2 separate regions of the Homo sapiens genome follow, and region 1 is linked to region 2. Evidence: read pairs that join two places in POLR2A ChIA-PET (ENCODE). Cell type or tissue: PC-9. All regions are shown on one strand. Region 1 overlaps TRAPPC3 (trafficking protein particle complex subunit 3). Region 2 overlaps THRAP3 (thyroid hormone receptor associated protein 3).

The links. ChIA-PET counts read pairs that join two places held together with the same protein. Peaks named below come from ENCODE experiments on the same cell type or tissue, not always from the same donor. Only the 100,000 strongest peaks of a DNase experiment are listed, where the experiment ranks them.
Region 1: POLR2A ChIA-PET joins it to region 2 with 10 read pairs; 19 of 35 experiments call an interaction of 5 or more read pairs at or near these places.

The regions. Positions count from the first base shown.
Region 1 is chr1:36,140,094-36,148,093 of GRCh38, forward strand. TRAPPC3 (trafficking protein particle complex subunit 3) reads right to left here. Exons shown (of 5, transcript NM_014408.5): 2 at 1-73. Among named protein-coding and RNA genes, the nearest start is that of TRAPPC3, 5.4 kb to the right of the region's middle. In PC-9, no CTCF peak of the experiment used is centred here; no DNase peak of the experiment used is centred here; H3K4me3 peaks cover 370 bases; H3K27ac peaks cover 615 bases.
Region 2 is chr1:36,295,592-36,303,591 of GRCh38, forward strand. THRAP3 (thyroid hormone receptor associated protein 3) reads left to right here. Exons shown (of 12, transcript NM_005119.4): 9 at 992-1,179; 10 at 5,295-5,493; 11 at 5,962-6,105. Among named protein-coding and RNA genes, the nearest start is that of SH3D21, 6.8 kb to the right of the region's middle. In PC-9, CTCF peaks have their summits at 4,449 (motif pointing left) and 4,651; DNase peaks (open chromatin) are centred at 1,690, 4,590 and 5,130; H3K27ac peaks cover 5,273 bases.

The DNA.
Region 1 (8,000 bases), 160 kb before region 2:
CTTCATCATTTTCATAGTCCTTACATAGCTGGGTGACCAGGGCACCATAGGTCAGGGTGAAGAGCTCAGAGCTCTAAAAGAGATTCAAAAGGCAGTCAGGACCAAGCAGCACAAAAGAGAAAGCGTGGTGAGAGTCTGGACCAGCCTTGATGCAACTGTCAGGATTCCCTCTAACTGTGTCTGGAGGGAAAGAACATCATCCCCTTTGGAGGAGCCAGGAAATTTGGCCTGCAAGGTCAAAGCAGCAGGGCTGCAGCCAGAACTACTGCAAAATGGGCTGTAAAAGGCACCTCATGCACTAAGCAATCACTCTTCCAACACACCAAGGTAGGCTTCTGCCAACCCAAGTCTCCACCACAGCTGTCAAGCCTAAGATCAGGTCACCAGAATCTGGTATGGGAGCAACGGTCATTCACTAGATGCTGTGAAACACCTGAAACAGACATTTACAAACTAATCTCTGTTGCTGGCAGGTGTGACCAATGGTTTCCACATGTCTTAGAATGTCCTGGCCTAGAGTAAACTGTACTCCCAAGGCCCCTCCCAGAAGCAACAGAGGACCCAGGGGCCCAGTCCATGGGGAAGGAAGGAAGTCCCAGACCAAGTTCATTGCACTGATGACAACCCCTTTCCAAAGTCACCAGCATGGGAGAAAATAATGTTCCTCTTAACTCACAGCCAAAATATTTCCAGGAAAAGAGGTGACTCTTCAGAATCAACTGGTTTCTATTACAATAGCAGTTAAAATCACAGAAACTCCTTCTCACATAAAGAATTCTGGGGCCAGGAGCAGTGACTCATGCCTGTAATCCCAGCACTTTGGGAGGGCAAGGCGGGTGGATCACCTGAGGTCAGGGGTTTGAGACCAACCTGGCCAACATGGCAAAACCCTGTCTCTACTAAAAATACAAAAAATTTGCTGGGCATGGTGGCGGGTGCCTGTAGTCCCAGCTACTCAGGAGGCTGAGGCAGGAGAATGGCATGAACCCGGGAGGCGGAGCTTGCAGTGAGCCGAGATCGTGCCACTGCACTCCAGCCTGGGCGACAGAGCAAGACTCTGTCAAAAAAAAAAGAAGAATTCTGTCACTTATCTACCAAGAAATTGATGTAAAAGGTGAAATGAGTGACAAATACCAAGACTGAAGAATGAAAGCAGCAGGCAGGGGGAAAGGCATTATCAGGGTTAAAGTGAGAAACATATTAACAGCACATCTGGACCAATGAATTAACTCAGAAATAAGGCTGAAAAATCAGGATAACCACCCACACTCTTCCTTCTGAATGGAGATTTGTCAGATTTGAAGCAAAGAACCTTCCTCTCTTCAAGTTTTCTGGGGAAGAAAGTCTAAGAAATGTAAAAGCCCAGGCTCTGAGGACCCAATGCTCCTCACGCCATCCCCATGGCCTGATGATGGGGGCACTACAAGAATAATAATTTGAATGCCTTTTGCTTAAATACTGCGTTCTACTTGTATCTCATTATCTATCCCATGATAACACAGTAATCCAGGAAAGGCAGGAATTAACCCCACTTTAGAGATGAGGAAACTGAGACCCAGAATGGTTAAAGAATGTGCCCAAGGAGGCTGGGCGCGGTGGCTCACGCCTGTAATCCCAGCACTTTGGAAGTCCGAGGCGGGCGGATCACAAGGTCAAGAGATTGAGACCATCCTGGCTAACACGGTGAAACCCCGTCTCTACTAAAAATACAAAAATTAGCTGGGTGTGGTGGCGCGTGCCTGTAATCCCAGCTACTCAGGAGGCTAAGGCAGGAGAATCGCTAGAACCCGGGAGGAGGAGGTTGCAGTGAGCCAAGATCACGCCACTGCACTCCAGCCTGGGCAACAGAGCAAGATTCCGTCTCCAAAAAAAAAAAAAAAAAAAAAAAAAGAACGTGCCCAAGGACAAACAGCTAATTATTGACAAAAGTAATTTGGGGAGAAAAAAAATCAAAGGTTTCCAAGCCAATGGTCAACCTATCCACTCTTCCCCACAACTGTAGTATTAATAAGCCCTCCTCAATAAAAACAAAAACAGAAGAAAAAAAATACCCAAAAAACTTAGCTGCACTAGAGTCAAAGAAAGTCAGTTTCAGGATCAGGAGGCCCTTTGAACTCAAATAAACAGTCAGATCAGTGTCTCCAAGAGACTATTTACCAAATATGGCAATTAAGGGGAAGCTGTTAAGGAGGGGAACGATTTTTTTAGTAAAGTCAAGGGCTTGGCACTAGAATGGTTTGAGCATGAATGGATGGAAACAATCCAGCAGTTACCAGTCCAGAGAATTGGCACCACTGCATTAAATCAGGAGAGCTTTCATTCCATTATTAATGAGCCCTTGGATGGAGACTCCAAGAGCCTCAGGCCACCATGATGCCAAGTAACAAGCAAATCATGATGTTATCAAGCACCTTATACATGCAGCTACCTCCTATTTACCAATAAGAACAATCAAGGTCCTGGACAGATCTGTTGGTGGTCATGGAATCCATATACCTGGGATCTCGGAATGGGATCCCTGAGTTAGGCTCTCCATACCCTCTCTTGATTTGCAAGTCTATCTTCATCTTCAATTACGAACCAAGCCTCTGTGGAACTGTGAGTGACATAAATGTATAACTTAAAGGCCTTTATGCTTTAAAAATAGAAGGGATGGCCAGGTGCAGTGGCTCATACTGGTAATCCCGGCACTTTGGGAGGCTGAGGCAGAAGGATCACTCGAGCCCAGGAATTTGAGACCAGCCTGGGCAAACACTGAGACCCCCAACTTTACAAAAAAATTTTAAAAATCAGCCAGGCATGGTGGTGGATGCCTATAGTCCCAGCTACTTGGGAGGCTGAGGCGGGAGGATGGCTTGAGCCTGGGATGTCAAGCCTGCAGTGAACTGTAATTGTACCACTGTACTCCCGCCTAGGTAGAAGAGTGAGACTCTGTCTCAAAAAATACAAATAAATATAAATATAAACAAATAAAATAGGAATGGGCTATAGTATAATGAAAACAAATCACTGATTCAACATTTACTGTGTGCCAGGCTATCTAACAGGAGGGGGAGAGACAATACAGCCAAATGAAATACATGATTTGCCAGATGGTGATAGGTGCTATGGAGAAAAATAAAGCACAAAAACAGATTGGGGGCATTTACGTGTGTGTGTTGGGGGGGTGGTTAATTTTAATCGAATAATCAGGGAAGGCCTCACTAAGGTGATATTTGGTAAGCCATGAAGATATCTGGATAGATAGCTGGTCTAGAAAAAATTCTAGGCACTAATTCTAAAGATCCTGAGGTACAAGTATGCCTGGTGTGTTTGAGAAACAGCGGGAGACTCTTGGCCTTAGAGAGGAGTAAGCAAGAGAGAACAGAAAAGGAAATCAGATAAGTGACGGGAGGTTGCAGAGTCTGAAGACCTGGGTTTTCAGCCCTTGTGACTTTTAAAACAAAAGTTCTCATGGGATCATAAAGGTCATAAAGGTCAACCAGCCCAATCTCTTCACTGAACATAAGCACCACATCTCCGCTACCACCAGAAACATGAATCGCTTCTGCAACACATCTATTTTTGTAACAGTTTCTCATAACAACCACGAGAGGTTAGCAGAACAAATATTATTCATCCCCATTTTACAGATGACAGGTTAAGTAACTGAGACTCAACAGCCTACTTATAGTTGAGCATTATCCTGTAAAAAGCTTTGTTATCCTAAGCCACTGCTTAATCTTCCTGAACATTAGTTTTTCCCATCTGTAAAATGGTGACAATGTTACCTGCCTTTCAGAGTTACTGTGTAATTCCAATGAAATTCCAATCAGATAATGTTTGTGGAGCACCTGCTGCACAGCAGGTACTCAAGAAATACATACTTATTTTTATTCTTAAACTGGTTCCATGTGGTGTGGTGCTAGATCACACCCTGAACTAGGTTCAAGGAGGGCAAGTACAGCACTTTGGGAGGCCGAGGCGGGCGGATCACCTGAGGTCAGGAGTTCAAGACGAGCCTGGCCAACATGGTGAAACCCCGTCTCTACTAAAAATACAAAAATTAGCTGGGCGTGGTACTAGGTGCCTGTAATCCCAGCTACTTGGGAGGCTGTGGCAGGAGAATTGCTTGAACCCAGGAGGCGGAGGTTGCGGTAAGCCAAGATCATGCCACCGCACTCCAGGCTGGGAGACAAGAGCGAAACCCTGTCTCCAAAAAAAAAAAAAAAAAAAAGGGAGGGCAAGTCATAAAGAAAGAAGATTTTGAATCAATATAAACAACTTTCTGGCTGGGCATGGTGGCTCATGCCTATAATCCCAGCACTTTGGGAGGCGGAGGCAGGGGTCGGAAGTGGTCACCTGAGCCCAGGAGTTTGAGACTAGCCTAGGAAACACATTGAGACCCCATCTTTATAAAAAATAGAACAAATTAGCTGGGCATGGTGGTACATGCCTGTAGTCCCAGCTACTCAGGAGGCTAAGGTGAGAGGATGGCTCGAGCCTGAGAAGTCAAGGCTGCAGTGAATTGTGATTACACCACTGCATTCCAGCCTGGACAACACAGCAAGATCCTGAAAGCCTGATTCTGAGTCTGGACTTGCTGCTTAACAGCTGTGAGTACTTAGGTAAATCAATTCACTGGGCTAAGCCTCAATCTTCTAACTCAAAAAAAGTAACAGTAAAACAGTAAAATCTGTCATGCCATTCACAGGGTTGTTGGTAGGATCTAGTAAGATAATGGACTTGAATGTGCTTTGCAGACAAGAAACCACAGGATTTATAGCAGCTATGCTAACATGATCTCCAAGTACTTCAGGCACAACCTGAACAAAGTAAATGAAACCAGCTCTACACTCAGGTGAGACACCACTTGACAGTTTTCAGGAGGCCTTTCTTCCCGTTAGTGCCCCAAACAAAATGTCAAATCTCCTTAAGGAGGCTGATCTTTTTTTTCTTTTTTTTTTGAGACGGAGTCTCGCTCTGTCGCCCAGGATGAAGTGCAGTAGCGCAATCTTGGCTCACTGCAAGCTCTGCCTCCCGGGTTCCTGCCATTCTCCTGCCTTGGCCTCCCGAGTAGCTGGGACTACAGGCGCCCGCCACCACACCCGGCTAATTTTTTGTATTTTTTTTCTTTTAGTAGAGACGGGGTTTCACCGTGTTAGCCAGGATGGTCTCCATCTCCCGACCCTGTGATCCACCCGCCTCCACCTCCCAAAGTGCAGGGATTACAGGTGTGAGCCACCATGCCTGGCCAGGAGGCTGATCTTTAGAGCCAATGCTCCAAGACTCATACTATTTTTGTCAAAATAGGTAATCCAGTGTGAATCCCCTCTAGCAGCTGGAGGAGGATCAATAGCAAGACTAAATCCAGCCAACTCTCTTACCCTCCAGCCTTTTGTCATGGAGACTCCAAGTGCTACTACGTAAGTAATGGCTCACCTGAGCTCAGGGGAATAGACACTGGGTTGGGTCACAGTAAGCCAACGCAAGAGAAGGGCAGGTCTCATTGTCCATGGGATTCCAGAGCCAACCCCCGTACAGGCACATGAAGGCTACTAGCTTTACTAATAACACATCTAGAGGACACTTACTGGGTGTCAACTGTGTTCTAAGTGCACCGTTACACTGCTAGCTTTACATGCATTCTCTCAATTAATCCTCAGAACAACCCTATAATATAGGTACTATTATTACTTCATTTTTTTATTTTTGTTTTGAGACAGAGTCTCGCACTGTCGCCCAGGCTGGAGTGCAGTAGCGCGATCTCGGCTCACTGCAAGCTCCGCCTCTCGGGTTCACGCTATTCTCCTGCCTCAGCCTCCCGAGTAGCTGGGACTACAGGCGGCCGCCACCACGCCCGGCTAACTTTTTTTTTTGTATTTTTAGTAGAGACAGGGTTTCACCGTGTTAGCCAGGATGGTCTCGATCTCCTGACCTCGTGATCCACCCGCCCTGGCCTCCCAAAGTGCTGGGATTACAGGCGTGAGCCACAGCACCCGGCCTTTTTATTTTATTTATTATTTTGAGATGGAGTGTTGCTATCGCCAGGCGGGAGTGCCGTGGTGCCATTTCAGCTCACTGCAACCTCCACCTCCCGGGTTCAAGCGATTCTCCTGCCTCAGCCTCCTGAGTAGCTGGGACTACAGGTGTGCACCACCACACCCAGCTAATTTTTGTATTTTTAGTAGAGATGGGGTTTCACCATGTTGGCCAGGATGGTCTCTCTTTTTTTTTTTTTTGAGATGGAGTCTCACTCTGTCACCCAGGCTGGAGTGCAGTGGTGCAATCTCAGCTCACTGCAAGCTCCGCCTCCCGGGTTCAGGCCATTCTCCTGCCTCAGCCTCCTGAGTAGCTGGGACTACAGACGCCCGCCACCGCGACCGGCTAATTTTTTGTATTTTTAGTAGAGACGGGGTTTCACCCTGGTCTCCATCTCCTGACCTCGTGATCTGCCCGCCTTGGCCTCCCAAAGTGCTGGGATTACAGGCATGAGCCACCGCACCCAGCCTACTTCATTAAAAAAAAAAAAAAAAAAAAAAAAGATGATTAAGCTGATGCTAGAACAATGAACAAACTTGCCCAAGGTAACACAGCAAGTAAGTGGTGAAACTAGAACTCAGGTGCAGGCGGTACTACACCTCTGTATGGCAAACATTTCTTTTTATTTTTCCACTGCTAGAAGATACACAGTATATATGGTATACATTTCTGTCTCCCTCACAGAGTATGTGCTTCTCAAAGTTAGGGACTAGGACTTCATCCTTGCATCTCCCACAGCATCTAGCACAGAGCTCTGCATATAGTTGGGGCTAAAGAAAAGTTTATTGGACAAAAGGGCTGTTTCTGTTTGCACAGACTAAAATCTAGTTACTTGGGCATACTAACAATTTAGATGGCTCTTGAGCCGTTTGCTTGAGCCTGCTCCTGCTATGTGGAGTGTACTTTCATTTCAATAAATCTGTGCTTTTGGTGCTTCAAGAAACAAAAAATGAAGGCTGGGTGCAGTGGCTCATACCTGTAATCCCAGCACTTTGAGAGGCTGAGGTGGGGAGATCACTTGAGGTCAGGAGTTTGAGACCAACCTGGGAATACAAAAATTAGCCAGCCGTAGTGGTTGGGTGCCTGTAATCCTAGCTACTCGGGAGGCTGAGGCAGGAGAATCTTTTGAACCTGGGAGGTGGAGGCTGCAGTGAGCTGAGATCGGGCCACTGCACTCCAGCCTAGGTGACAGAGCGAGACTCTGTCTCAAAACACAAAACAAAACAATTTAGGTCTTGGCAAGCTTAAATGGAACACAGATGCAATCCCAGTAATTTGTGAAGCAGAGTTGGAGGGACTGCTTGAGCCCAGGAGTTCGAGACCTCGAGACCAACCTGGGCAACACAGGGAGACCCCTAGCTCTACAAAAAAAAAAAAAAATTAGCCAGGCATGGTGGTGCACACCTATAGTACCAGCTACTTGGGAGGCTGAGGCGGGAGGACTGCTTGAACTCGGGAGGTCAGGCTGGATGAGCCTCAATCATGCCACTACACTCCAGCCTGGGTATATCATTTAAAATTAAATAGACAGTGCTATGAAGACAACCAGCATAGAGTTAGAGGTTAGAGAATTAGGCAGGTAATCAGGAGGGAAGGCCTCTCAAAGGAGGTGACATTTGAGTAACTATGAATGAAGGCAGGAGTGGGCTAAGTGACTATCTAGAAGAAGGGAGTTCCAAGAGCCTTGAGGGCAGGAGTATGCTGCTGCCCCTCCCTAATTACCTTACTTCACTGAAACGAAGAATACTGGGGGCTGGGGGTAGAGTCTGCAGATTTTTGTTAAAGATTTCAATATTGATTTCAGGCTTAAAAAATGGATAAAATGAGAGCAAAGTACAAAAACTAACCAGGAAGACCTCTACTCATCTCATAGGAAAAGGAGAAAGAAACATTTACCATGCCCCTCACATTTTACACCATCCCATTTAATATTAGGTAGACATTACTATCCCCATTTTATAGATAAAGAAATTGAAGAT
Region 2 (8,000 bases):
CCTCCCTCCCTTCCTTCTTCCCTCCCTTCCTCCCTTTCTCCCTGTTTCTTTGGTTTCTTTCCCCCTTCCCCTTCCTTTCCCTTTCCTTTCACCTGATAATACCAGTTTATGAATTCCCCATAGTTTTTGATATTCCCTTTCTAGAGAAATTTGTCAGTATAACTCAGGGTTTTGAAGGCTGCTTAAGTCTTCCATTGTCTCTCTTTGGACTCAGTACTCAGAGATAATTCCAAGTGGAGGATAAGCCATGGGTGGATACTACAGTATAGGTAGGGGAAGGTGAGCTTTTCTACTCTTAGTGGTGGCTAATCCTGAGCCAGCCCAACCACCTACTTTTCCAGAGCTAATTTTAGCCTTCTCAACTTTTTTTTTTTTTTTTTTTTTTTTTTTTTTTTTTTTTGAGAGATAGTCTTGTTCTATTGGCCAGGATGGAGTGCAGTGGTGCGATCTCAGCTCACTGCAACCTCCACCTCCTGGGTTTAAGCGATTCTTCTGCTTTAGCCTCCCTAGTAGCTGGGATTACAGGCACACGCCACCTTGCTCGGCTGATTTTTGTATTTTTAGTAGAGAACAGGGTTTTGGTTGTTGCCCATGCTGGTCTTGAACTCCTGAGCTCAAGTGATCCGCCTGCCTCGGCCTCCCAAAGTTCTGGGATTACAGGCGTGAGCCACTGCACCTGGCCAGCCTTCTCAACTTCTAAACTAGCCAGAGTCATTACTGGGCCAGAAAGGAAACAAAGTGAGATCAATGCATAGCATTTTCAGAAGGCCAGCATCATTGTTTTGGAGGACTGGCGTGGGTTCTGTGAGGGATCCTTATGGAGTAACTTCTGTGGGACATCCTGCATCCCTTCCAAGCTTGGGTGAGATGCCTCACATTTCCCAGTGCTTCCTCTGCACCCCTCCATTGGAGTAAAAACCACAGTTTGTGGGATGGTTGAGTTGACAGCTCTGAATCCCAGAAACCTTAATTTTGGCTTATCTTTTGATAGGCTGAGGGAAAATACAAAGATGATCCTGTTGATCTCCGCCTTGATATTGAACGTCGTAAAAAACATAAGGAGAGAGATCTTAAACGAGGTAAATCGAGAGAATCAGTGGATTCCCGAGACTCCAGTCACTCAAGGGAAAGGTCAGCTGAAAAAACAGAGAAAACTCATAAAGGATCAAAGAAACAGAAGTACGTAAGCCCCTGTTACCCCTTCCAGACTCTTAAGTTTCTTGTCTGTCCCCTTTGGGCTATACACCAGAACTTTCAAATCAGAGGAGTTTAGGGTTAGTAATTATAGCAACCTGTTTCTTCTTTTAATCCATGTAAATGTCAGGTAGGGTCCCTAGTTTGAAAACAATTTCTACATCAAAATAGTGTGATCTTTGTCCAAAGAAGGCTTCATGAGAGAAGTTAATCTGTTAAATTGACCACAGGGATGGTGTGGAGAATCATTAGAATCATTTGGGAATTCCTTTTGCAGTTTTAGATGTACCTTTTTCATCACACATTTTCATGGGGAAGTTGTATTTTAGAAATGGCCCAAAGTCATTGTCAAGTAATAACACTGTTTAGTCAAAGAAACAGGGTGGAACTAGATAGTACATGATTGTTGATCTTAAGTGCCTTTTAAACTAGTTTTACAGACAGTTCCAAGAGAGGTGTTCCAGGTACTCCTTAAACAAAGGTGGCATTGTTGAACTTTGTGTGGCAACATTCATGCCTATGTCCTGATGTTTCTGTTTACGTTTTTGAATGTTCCATGACTTTTTAATCATGTGTCACGAAAAGTAGCACAGTTGAAGCCCCATACCTTCTGGTAAGAAGCAACACTTCTGCTGATTTTGAACTTTAGCTGGCAAGCATTTTTTTTTTTTTTTTTTTTTTGAGATGGAGTCTTGCTCTGTTGCCTAGGCTAGAGTGCAGTGGCGCAATCTCAGCTCACTGCAACCTCCGCCTCGCGGGTTCAAGCAATTCTCCTGCCTCAGCCTCCTGAGTAGCTGGGATTACAGGTGCCCACTACCACGCCCAGCTAATTTTTTGTATTTAGAGATGGAGTTTCACCATGTTGGCCAGTCTGGTCTTGAACTCCCGACCTCATGATTCACCCACCTCGGCCTCCCAAAGTGCTAGGATTACAGGCATGAGCCACCATGCCTGGCCGCGTTTTTATATCAGTTTTTCATAACCCCTTGAGATAAATTGAACAGTTGGTGTGATATCCATTTTGCCCATTTGAAAGATAAGCCAAGCTTAGAATAATGTGCCTTACGATCACAAGTATTGGCCGGGTGTAGTGGCTCATGCCTGTAATCCCAGCACTTTGGGAGGCCGAGGCAGGAAGATCACGTGGTCAGGAGTTCAAGACCAGCCTGGCCAATATCGTGAAACCCTGTCTCTACTGAAAAAAAAAAAAAATTAGCCGGGCATGGTGGCGTGCGCCTGTAATCCCAGCTACTCGGGAGGCTAAGGCAGGAGAATCGCTTGAACCTGGGAGGAGGAGGTTGCACTGAGCCGAGTTCTCAGCACTGCATTCCAGCCTAGGCGACAGAGTGAGACTTCATCTCAAAAAAAAAAAAAAAAAAAAATCACAAGTATCAGCTGACCTCAAACACGGATCTTTTGTTATACTTTGTCTCCCATTCCAATGTGTTACTTATGCATTAGGAGCCTTGGCAGCTTTTGGGGCCGCCCATAGATAAAGAACCTGCGAATCCTCAGCAGGGAATGGAAGTGGTAGTACAGTAGTGCCTGGGCCGCCACTTAGAAGTGGAACATGAACCCCTCAAGCATTTCAGAGTTGAGTCTGAATTACTAACTCTGATTTCCTCTCCCTGGAACACATGCCTACCTCTGACTTGCGATGTGACTTTGAACAAGTCCCCTGCAAACCCCGGTATTCTGTGATTTATTTATTTTTATTTTTTATTTTTTTGGACGATCTTGCTCTGTCACCCAGGCTGGAGTGCAGTGGCACGATCATAGCTCACGGCATCCTTGAACTCCTGGGTTCAAGTGATCCTCCTGCTTCAGCCTTCCAACTAGGCTGAGCTAGGAGTACAGGTATGCACCATGATGCCCGGCTAATTTTTAAAAATTTTTTGTAGAGACGAGGGCTTGCTATGTTTCCCATGCTGGTCTTGAACTCTTGGCCTCAAGTGATTCCCACCCACCTCCTTGGCCTCCCAAAGCATGGGATTACAGGCATGAGCTACCACACCTGGCCCGTTTTGAGACAGGGTCTTGCTGTGTCGCCCAGGCTGGAGCGCAGTGATGCAATCACTGGCCTACTGTGGCTTTGACCTCCTGGGCTCAAGTGATCTACCCATCTCAGCCTCACAGTCAGCTGGGACTACAGGTGTACACCATCATGCCTGGCTAATTTTGTATTTCTTGTAGAGTTGAGGTTTTGCCATGTTGCCCAGGATGGTCTAGAACTCCTGGGCTCAAGCAATCTGCCTGCCTTGGCCCTCTGAAGTGCTGGGATTACAGGCATGAGCCACTGTGCCCAGCCAGAACTTTTTTTATATAACTGAAGAATGACTTACCCAGGTGACACAGCTAATAAGAGACAATGCTGGCCGGATGCGGTGGCTCACGCCTGTAATCCCAGCACTTTGGGAGGCTGAGGTGGGTGGAGCATGAGGTCAGAAGATTGAGACCATCCTGGCCAACATGGTGAAACCCTGTCTCTACTAAAAATACAAAAATTAGCCGGGCATGGTGGTGGGTGCCTGTAATCCCCACTGCTCAGGAGGCTGAGGCGGGAGAATCGTTTAAACCCAGGAGGTGGAGGTTGCAGTGAGCCGAGATCGCACGACTGCACTCCAGCCTGGCGACAGAGTGAGACTCCATCTCAACAACAACAAAAAAAGACAATGCAAAGACTCAAATTTGAGGCCTTTTGAGAGTCTTTTTTTTTTGTTTTGTTTTGTTTTTGAGGTAGAGTCTCGCTCTGTCACCCAGGCTGGAGTGCAATGATATGATCTCGGCTCACTGCAACCTCTGCCTCCTGGGTTCAAGTGATTCTCCTGTCTCAGCCTCCTGAGTAGCTGGGTAGCTGGGATTACAGATGCTTTCCACCACACCCAGCTAATTTTTGTATTTTTAGTAGAGATGGGGTTTCGCCATGTTGGCCAGGCTGGTCTCGAACTCCTGACCTCAAGTGATCCAGCCGCCTTGGCCTCCCAAAGTGCTGGGATTACAGGAGAGAGCCACTACGCCCGGCCAGAGACTCTTATTTTTGAAAACCTCTTGAAATAGCACGGATGTTTAGTGGGGTCAGAGTTGAAGTTACATGAATCCTATCACAGTAACTTAGATTTCCCCTTTGTATGAATAAGTGTGTGTGGGTGAGGAGCAGGGAGCATGATGCCTTTCATAATGGAAGACTGAGGGAGGGAAGGACAATGATAGGTTACTGACATTTGGCTGGCTCTGCTACTCCTCCACTCCTGGGATCCTGGCCTTGCTGCCCCCTAGAGGTATTCAGTAACCTCCACTATCACATGGCAGGGCTGGTACTGACTTTAGTACATAGATAATGACTCATCGTATTAAGCTAATTTGCCCTAGTCTGTAATTTCCCCTAGATGAAGGAAAGGGAAGGGAAATAACTCTGGGAGAGTTGCGCCAGATCCTAGGCTTAGTCACACAACCTGTTTGAGCTCAGTGGGAGGTAATATGTGGAGTCGTGGTATAATTAGTCAGAGCTAGGTTAGAATCCAGACTCTGCTCGCTTCTCTCACCTGAGCCTCCTACCTGTAAAATGAGGGAAATAATACTGAGTTGTATTGTCCTTTACTGCATGCCAGCTATGTTGGTGTAAAGTGTTTAAACACAGTGTTTATTTAGAGAACCCTGTAAGACAGGTAGCATTCCTGTAAGAAATAAAAGTAATAGAACGCACTAACAGATGATAATATACAAAGCTATTTATCTGGCCCAGTACCAGATACTTTGGAGCTCTCAATATAGTGTTAATTTCCTTCTCCCTTATTAATTCATGCCTGTATCTTAGACTGAGCTCCTGGAGGCCATGGACTGTGTTTTGTTCCTGCTTCTATGTATGTCATATGTTTATCACAGACTCAGACATAGATGTGTCACTGAACATGACTGACAGAATTGAGAGGAAGTATCTTGGGTGGGTAGGTTGGGGGTGAGCTGGCTTTATAAGGTTACTCATCATCAGTTTCTTCCATCACAGGCATACTTTTGATTGCCCTGTGCTTATCCATGAGGCCCCAGCCAAGCAGTGTCCCTTAGAAAGATGATTGATCACCCTGGCTCTTCTCTTTTCACAGGAAGCATCGGAGAGCAAGAGACAGGTCCAGATCCTCCTCCTCTTCCTCCCAGTCATCTCACTCCTACAAAGCAGAAGAGTACACTGAAGAGACAGAGGAAAGAGAGGAGAGCACCACGGGCTTTGACAAATCAAGACTGGGGACCAAAGACTTTGTGGGTCCAAGTGAAAGAGGAGGTGGCAGAGCTCGAGGAACCTTTGTAAGACCTTCCCCTCTCCCCCTTTCTCTGAGACCCTTGCTCCTACCAGCTTTGATCACGTTTCATCAGAATACCAGTTTTGTTGCCTTTGACATAAGTAATCCAATCCAAAGACCCTGGAATCTTTGGTTCTCCTTCCCACATTTCCTGGCCTTTCCATTTTTTGTTACTTTTCTGTTCATAATCACTTAGCTAGAAAGCCTCTTATGGCTTCTGGTCTCAGAACTTCCCCCACTTAACCTTGACTACTGCTGTTTATAGGGAGGCCCTTGGGGCAGGTTTGTCCTCTGTGTAGGCTGCAGACTTGAGATGAGCAGAAAGGGAATGGCTGGAAACCAGCTGACCAGCATATGACTGGAAGACAGCTGTCTATTCCACACCAGAAAAATGTTTGAACAAAAAGCAGGGGGGTTTGTTCCCCATTCCTGGCATGATCCTTTGTTCTTTTTCCCTCATTTATTGCAATAGCAGTTTCGAGCCAGAGGAAGAGGCTGGGGCAGAGGCAACTACTCTGGGAACAATAACAACAACAGCAACAACGATTTTCAAAAAAGAAACCGGGAAGAGGAGTGGGACCCAGAGTACACACCCAAAAGCAAGAAGTATTACTTGGTATGTGTCTGGGGATAACCAGGAAGGGTTAGAGGGCCTTTGACACACAGAGTAGCTGATACCAAGCCTTAATTAGTTTGTCCAAAACTGCGATTAAATGTACGTGCAGGATTATTGCACTGGGGCATGTGTACTTGCATAGTGCTAACTAGATGGGTGTCCTCTAGAGAGGCAGTCCTGGTCTTCAAAGGGTTTATCACTGAAGATGTTTGTGGATTCCAAGATAAGCAAGAAGCATTGGTCTTGTCTTTTTAGTCTATGAACTTGTTTTACTGCTCACCCACCACCAACCTCAGCCTCCCTCATTTCTGTGGATACAGCCATAACCCTTCCCTGATGCCGCTGTCCCTCTCTGCCACTCCTTCATGCAAGAATGACAAGAAAGACCGCTCAGGATCTCTTTGAGGAAAGGGATGTCTCTCCAAAATGAAATGCCAGTGGGGCTTCTCTCATCTAGGCTGTTGATCATTCCTGTGCACTCTGGGCCTCCCTCAGATTAATACTTTTATAGGCTGAAGTACCTGGCCTTGAGTGAGCTCTCTTGGCCTTGATCTGTAACAGCAGACTAAGATCCAAGCTGGTGTGAGTGTTATAACTAAGGTAAAGGAGCAGCTGAATCTCCATCACTTGCCAAAATGGCTGGAATGGATCTGTATTGTCAGTTGGACAGCTAGGAAACAGGTTGTGTGTGGATGGCTATGCGTGGCCACCATCCCTTTTCTAGGGTTGCTGCTGCTGGAAGCTGCTTTGAGGCTACTAGAGGACCTTTGAACTTATCTCTAGGGAATTGTAGTTGGCTGGGCCCGGGTTAGGTGCTGGAGTGGGACTGCTGTAGGGAAAAGATTAAAGGCCCTCTCCCTTGCTCCTATCTGCCACCTGAGAGAGTATTGCCAGCCTGATTCGTTTAGTGTGAACAAGCAGCCATGGTCAGAAGAAGCTGACACCTGCTGAGCTGAGCTCCAACAGCCTAAGACCCTAGCTTTTGTGGGGGGGTGGTTTAGACTCTGAAGTCATGGGGCTGATAAGGTAATGACTGCTGGTTTTCAAAATGCTTTCTCCTTCATTGTTTGATTGGATCCCTCCTTCTGTCTCATGAGATTGTCAGAGCAAGGATTGTTTGAAATGTAGGTTAATCCTTTCCTTGAACTAAGTGAAAAAGAAAAAATGAAATGTAGGTTAAGTGTTTTTCCTACCCCGTCACACTGCCTCCTTGCATAAAACAGGGGAGATACAAAATGAGAGTGTGGAGGTGGAGGATCAGGAAAGCCCCAGCCCCAACATTGGATTCTGAGCATTTGGAGTGCAGTGGTATGATCTTGGCTCACTGCAGCCTCTGCCTCCTGGATTCAAGCAGTTCTCCTGCGTCAGCTTCCTGAGTAGCTGGGACTACAGGCGCACACCCCCATGCCTGGCTAATTTTTTTTTTTTTTTTTTTTTTTGTATTTTAGTAGAGACGGGGTTTTCACCGTATAGCCCAGGCTGGTCTCGAAATTCTGAGCTCAGACAATCTGCCTGCCTCGGCCTCCCAAAGTGCTAGGATTACAGGCATGAGCCACTGCACCCAGCCGCATTGCCTCCTTTCTTAGCTGCCTAACAACCCAGTTCACATGGAGTTGCACGTTTTGGTGTGATTGGCTTTCTCAAACCCACCCTTTGAGAGAGGATATACTAAATCATATGGAGTTGCTTAAAGTTCCTAAGCTTTAAGCACGTTTGCAGAGTGGGAGGTGATAATGATAGGGTAGATAGGAGAATTAAATGAGATAGTACATAAATGTCTTACTTCAGTGCTCAGTGACGTTTTTATTTTCTTTAAACTATTAAGGGTTCTTGCTCAGTGAATCATCATCATTGTCAATCATCGTTACAATGCCCAAGCTGTTACCTTAAAATTC